2 separate regions of the Homo sapiens genome follow, and region 2 is linked to region 1. A link is a contact called in ENCODE Hi-C data. All regions are on one chromosome and are shown on one strand. The core of a region is the stretch at or near the end of the contact, and the rest is flanking DNA. Distances in the headings are between cores, read along the strand shown. Region 1 overlaps AGTR1 (angiotensin II receptor type 1). Region 2 holds the start of CPB1 (carboxypeptidase B1).

Region 1 (3,142 bases), core at 1-2,500:
ATACTGTATAAAGTAGGAATCATGACAAATATGTAATTATGCCTTCCAGCTTTGGGACAATCATCTTGGATTCTTTTAATACCATCTTCAGTAGAAGAGTTGAGAATCATTTTGATCACCTGGGTCGAATTTGTTGCAAACACTATATCAAATACACCTGGGGAAAATAAAAATAAAATGGTAAAGAAAAAATTCTTATTGTAAACAAACAAACTAACAAACATTCATTTCTCAGTCATAAACGTAGTAACTCAACTTTAGTCTTAGGAAAAAATACTGGATCATATTTCTTAAGGAAACACTGTGAACTGATAAAGCCTAAGAAAGCACACTTAAATTTTAGAACATAATTGCTTTTGTAGAAAATGGTATCATCCAGAGAAGTGAAATTGGGATTCTATGTGAATAAACCTATCTAGGTCCTTTTCCTTTTTTTCTATAAGTAAATCTTGGTTTCCAAATTGATTAAAAACATAACCTAAATCTTAGAAAATACTACTGAATTAAATTAGTTTTTCAGAAAGACTTGAAAGTTTTTCCTGAGGTAAGCAGGACCAATTCATTTATCATTAACCTCAGAAGTGTGACACATTCATATTCTTTAAACCATTTCTTTCCTCTCACAATCTTTACTTAGGTATAAAGATTATAAGTATTCTCCCTTAAGTGGTCAGGATAGCTGCCTTTAGGTGACTGACAAATTGGTCACTGTGGCAATTGATTTAAGAGGCGTAGGAGGTAGGGCTCGACTTTGAGGAATAGGATTTTTTCCATGGTTTTCCAGGCCTCTGCAGTCAGTAACTACTTACTCTTTAACTTCCAATTCAGTCTAGCAAAAGTGCATGAATCTTCTAACCTTCATACCTGCCAGCCATTTCTGAAGTTAACTCTGTGGTTAACCATTTGTGTAACAAAGATGTCAAATGAATAGGTTTGGCTAGGATTATCAAGAAAGCATGTCTTTACTGAGGGCTTGAGAAAGCAGCAGGTTTTTTAGAATTCTGGGGAGAATCAGATGCTCAAGAATGGGCTGCACAAAGCCATGCAAATATTTGCTCTGATTTTCTACATAATCAACAGTCAAGCTATTCATTTATGTGATTTAGAAAATCAACACATTCTGCCCTGGATAACAGTCCATCAGGAAGTCCCAGGAAGGAGGCTGAAGGTTCAGTGAGAGTGACATCACCGAATGTGGTACAGCCACACTCTGAGGTGAAGGTCAGCATTGGGCACAGGCCAGGACAGCTAGGTGGGCAGTGGTGCTGGGCACACAGATCCTATTGCTCTACCAGGAGCAGGTCCCCAGATGAACATGGCTGAGCATTCTCTTGCAATGGCATGCCCTGGGGAAAAAGAGGAGCAGAAATAAGACACCACTGCCATGCCAAGCATGGTTGTGCTTGGCATTCAGGAGAGCTGAACACATGTTCTTAGAGTAGTGTTCACTTTGGTGCAAAGGGATGCTGTGCAAGGGATACAACTCCAGTAGTCAGCTTTTAAGACATAACACATGTGAAGGAGTTCTTAAGTGGTCTCTTTGCCTTCCCTGAGTAAGTAAAGTTGTTCTCCCTATGTAAGTTTTTGGTTGCATGTCCTCATTATTGTTCCTTTTTGCATCCAGCTTATATAATGTACATCCTTTTCTTCTTTGACTCACCAGGACATTAGTATCCACAAACAGGTGTTATCTACCCTAAATGTCACATCTTTGGTGAAGCCTTCCCAACTTTTTTGAGCACTTTGACATTTTGGATGTAGGTTTGACACTTTTTTTTTTTTTTTCTGAGACAGAGTGTCACTGTATTGCCCAGGCTGGAGTGCAGTGGTGCGATCTTGGCTCACTGCGATCTCTACCTCCCAGGTTCAAGTGATTCTCATGCCTCAGCTTCCCTAGTAGCTGGGACTACCAGTGTGTACCATCATGCCCAGCTAATTTTTTTATTTTTAGTAGAGACGGGGTTTTGCCATGTTGGCCAGGCTGCTCTTGAACTCCTGACTTCGGGTGATCCACCCGCCTTGGCCTCCCAAAATGTTGGAATTACAGGCGTGAGCCACCGCACCCGGCCTTGAAACTTTATTGTAATCATCTGTTGACATATCTGTCTTCTCCACTGGTCTGTCAGTTGCTTGTGGGGAGAGCCTGTTTAAAGTTTACTAGTGTTTACTTGTTTCCTTGTTTTCTGGTGTAGGCCCTGGTATGTTCCAGGAGGCAGATGATAAATGTCTCATGAATGAGTGACTGAATGGACAAATGAATGGGTGAGCAGCATAGAACTTACAGCCATGAATATAGTGTATCGAGACTAATTTCTGTGAAATCACATGTTGCTCCTTGCAGAGTTTCACAGAGAATACTCAGTGTCAACTTGGGCCTCACCTTGGACAAAAAAACAGAAACAAAAACAAAACGAAATAAACAGGTAGAAAATTCCTTGGTGCTTTTAGAAACTTGTGGTTTAGAAAACAGAAGATGAAAAGAAGAAATAATGTAACAGAAACTAGGGCTAGGCTTTTAGGGAGGTATGACTAGTTCTTCCTCACCCAGAGGATTTCCCTATACCTTGTAGATTTTCCAGTTCATCTTACTATTTTTTCTGAACTTATGCCAACTTAGAAGTATAAATTCATTTATATAGACACATATTCTTTATTAAAAATTAATTAGTCATTAAAGGGTTAGGGCTAGCAGTCATTTGTGGCTTAATGTGGATTAATTTACCTATTTACTATCCTTTTAACCATCTAGTAGAGATCAGCTGGATTTTGCTTAGAAAAAGAATTAATAATGTAAAGGTTAAGGAACCTCGAAGGTTGAAAAGGGCCTGAGTGAACTCCATAACTGAAAATGAGGGCAGAGGTAAATATTTGGTTCAGCTTGGGAATAAGGGCAGTAAAAAATAGAAGGGAGTACACTTTACGCTCTAGAATCCCTTGGGTGCCCTGAGCTATGAGAACAGGGAGGAAATTTTCTTCTCCTTCTCTCTCCTCTTGACTCGACTTTGACAGCACACAACTCATGTGGGTTCCATTAATCCTATGTTTGGAGTGAGTAGAATTTTATTAACTAGTCTCAAACTATAACTAGCATTCATAATACAATTTCTGTGGGAAAAAGTCTGCCTTTGTGAGGATCAATTTA
Region 2 (3,142 bases), core at 393-2,892, 88 kb before region 1:
ACTGAACACAGGTTAATATAAGCTCATAGTGTTCTATGACTGTTTAAGATGCTAAAAAGAATCTTAGGCACCATTAATAAATGTCTGCTTTACAAATGAAGGCAAGCAATGGCCCTGTAGTATACATTAATCAGAACACACCTGGAGGTCCATAGTCAATTCTGGTAACTACATTTAAAAAAAGAAATATAGACAGAAAGACTGAGCTGTATCTAGATCTGAGCAGAATGATCAAGAGTCTGTATACCAGTGCTAAGAAAAATTACGGAAAGCTTGAAAAAGATAAATCTTAGAGGTAACATGATATTTGACTCAGCTAAGCCCAACAGGTCAAAGTTAGAGAAGGAAGCTTTCAGCTCAGAATAAGGAAGAAAACAGTTGGAATGATTTGTAAGGCAAGTGGGCTATTCCAAAAAGTAGTATACAAACTATTCCTGGAAGTACTCAAACAGGTTTTACCAGGAGTAGTAACTGGGGATGCTGTTTCCCAGAAGGAAATTCCAGATTTGAGTGGATTGCTGGAATAGATGAGTTTATATTTCTTTCAATTCTGAACTTCTGAGCCTGTGATTATGACACTCTCCACCTTCTTCTTCCTTCCTCTATGCCTTAAAAGCTACAAAATGACTATATATGTTTATGTATGTATATGTGTGTGTGTGTGTATAAGCTAGCAGATTATTTTAGTTTATATATTTATGAAGAAACGGCATTGGCCCAAGTGGAACTACTGTATTTGTGGTCAGCAATAGCTTCCTGCCACATTGTATACGCAGTTTAAAATGTCAGTTCTCACCTCATATATAGTGGATTAAAAAATTAGCACAGAGATGTCAGTTTTTTGAAAGCAAAAGAAAAGTATGAAAATCACTCATGGCTTTTTACCCTCTTTTTCCCCCTCACGTCATATCATTAAGGGGACCTGAATCAAGGTCATGAAAACCCAAGCTGTTTGATTTGGAATGAAAGAAAATCAAAGAGGACAGATGATACATGGGATGTGGAAATGAATTTGAAGTTGGACAAAAGCCCAGTTTTTCAGTAATATCCAAGTTGATCATTTTTCTCTTTTGCCTTAGAAGGAAAGTGACTGTACATTAGATGTTCTGTGACCTTCGTGACAGTTGCAACTCATCCAGTTGTCACACTGTCAGCTCTTTTAAAAGTTACCATGGATTTATAATACTACAGGGCTTATGGCAATCTAATTTAGGCAGAAAAAGAAGACATTATGGCACTAAATGTTTTCCAAGTTTTTATTTCTTGCTACCAAAATGCTATAGTTAATATTTCATGTTTTTTTTTCCATTGTCGGAATCACAGTGCGATCTAAGATTTTAAATTAGATGTGAAGTAAATCAAAATTGTTACTTACCTGGGTCGTGCTGGCCAACTCGCGGATTATGTTAATGTGATTTTCATCTTCAACGTTAACACGGAACACCTTCTCGCTGAATAATGAGATAATAGAAGCACAGAGAATTGGAAATGAGTAATGTGTCCAAATTTGGGGGCTAGCAAGGAAGAAGGACTTGCTCCTTAAAGATGGCTTACTTACCCTTCAAAGTGCTCACCACCATGATGAGCAGATGCCAGGGCCACAGTCACCAGAACCAAGAGTGCCAACATTGTGTCTGACCAGGTCTAGTGGGTAGGTCTCATCTGCTTTTATAATCCTGAGTGTTCTTTGCTTTCTTCTCCTGATTGCAAACAGGAACTATCATATCTTGATTAATAGTTTTCCTGGCATTGTTGCCTTGGTAGCTGTGTAAAGTCTGAGAGGGTATCTCTCTCAACACCTGTGGAAATAGAGTAAATACTCTCAAATTCAACTTATTTAATTTGGATCAGAACTTGAATAGTCTGAGAGTAAATTAGATTTAAATAAAATCTATTTTGTATTTTTTTCTGTTTTGAATTGAGAATTACATACAATAAGTTCTACAGATTTTAGTGTAAAGTTTGATGAGTTTTGACAAATGTGTAAACCCATGTAATAAACATCCCAAACAAGATATAGCACATTTTCATCACCCTAACAAGTTCCCTTGAGCACTTTTCCAGTCTACTTCTGTACTCCTCTCAGGCAAATGTTACTCTGATTTCTGGCTTTATACATTAATTTTGCCTGTATTAAACTTAATGTAAATGAGATTATACAATATATATTCCTTTGTTTCTGGCTTCTTTCATTCAAGATAATGTTTTTGAGATTTATCAGTATTTTTGTTTGTATTACCATTATTACTATTGATATTATTTTTGAGACAGAGTCTCGCTCTGTCACTCAGGTGGGAGTACAGTGGCGTGTGATCTCAGCTCACTGCAACCTCTACCTCCTGGGTTCAAGTGATTCTTGTGCCTCAGACTCCTGAGTAGCTGGGATTACTGAAATGCACCATCATGCTTGGCTAATTTTTGTATTTTTAGTAGAGGTGCAGTTTCGCTGTGTTGGCCAGGCTGGCCTTGAACTCCTGGCATCAAGCGATCTGCCTGCCTTGGCCTCCCAGAGTGCTGGGATTACAGGCATGAGCCACTGTGCTCGGCTTTGTTGGTATTATTGGTTTATTCCTTTTTATTAATAAGTGATATTCCATTGTATGGATATGTCATAATTTGTTTAGCTATTTACTGTTGATATATATTTATATTGTTTCCAATTTTGTGTTATTGTTAATAAGGCTGCAATAAATATTTTTGTACAAGTTCTTTTCTTGGCATATGTTTTCATTTAAGGGGGTGGACATGTGAGTGGAATTGTTAAGTAATAGTGTAAATCTAGGTTTAACACAATAAGATTCTGCTAAACAATTTTTCCATAGTGGTTTGTACCATTTTAAGCTTCCATCAGTATCTAGTGGCTTTATGTTCTCTCCAACACCTTGTTATTTTTAGTATTTAATTTTGGTGTTTCTAATGAGTATAAAGTGGTATCTAATTCTAATTTTAACTTGTATTTCCCTGATGATTAGTAGTGGTGAACATCTTTTCATGTGTTTATTGATCATTTGTAAATCTTCTTTTGTGAAGCATCTATTGAAGTCTTTTGCCTTTTTAAAGAAATTGGTTGTCTTTTAATTCTTGTGTTGTAGCCGTTCTTTATATAGCATGGATACAAGACCTGTGTTAGAAATATATGTTC

What was found. Hi-C counts contacts between places; a loop is a spot of excess contacts on that map. Pooled maps may share reads with other maps.
Region 2: a loop to region 1 is called in a map of pancreas, with 5 times the contacts of the local background. The contact joins the promoter of CPB1 here to the enhancer-like site in region 1. A Hi-C loop is called at or near these places in 3 of 168 maps with a recorded cell type or tissue (Caco-2 and pancreas) and 1 of 50 pooled maps.

What each region holds. Positions count from the first base shown.
Region 1 is chr3:148,738,004-148,741,145 of GRCh38, reverse strand. AGTR1 (angiotensin II receptor type 1) reads right to left here. Exons shown (of 3, transcript NM_000685.5): 3 at 1-157. The coding sequence starts at 110. Among named protein-coding and RNA genes, the nearest start is that of AGTR1, 42 kb to the right of the region's middle. Within about 2 kb of position 1,250, at least 3 of the 41 ENCODE cell types and tissues checked have a DNase peak (open chromatin) inside an H3K27ac peak, as active enhancers do; they include pancreas, where a contact is called at or near this core.
Region 2 is chr3:148,826,311-148,829,452 of GRCh38, reverse strand. CPB1 (carboxypeptidase B1) reads right to left here and starts at 1,642. Exons shown (of 11, transcript NM_001871.3): 1 at 1,559-1,642; 2 at 1,376-1,451. The coding sequence starts at 1,629.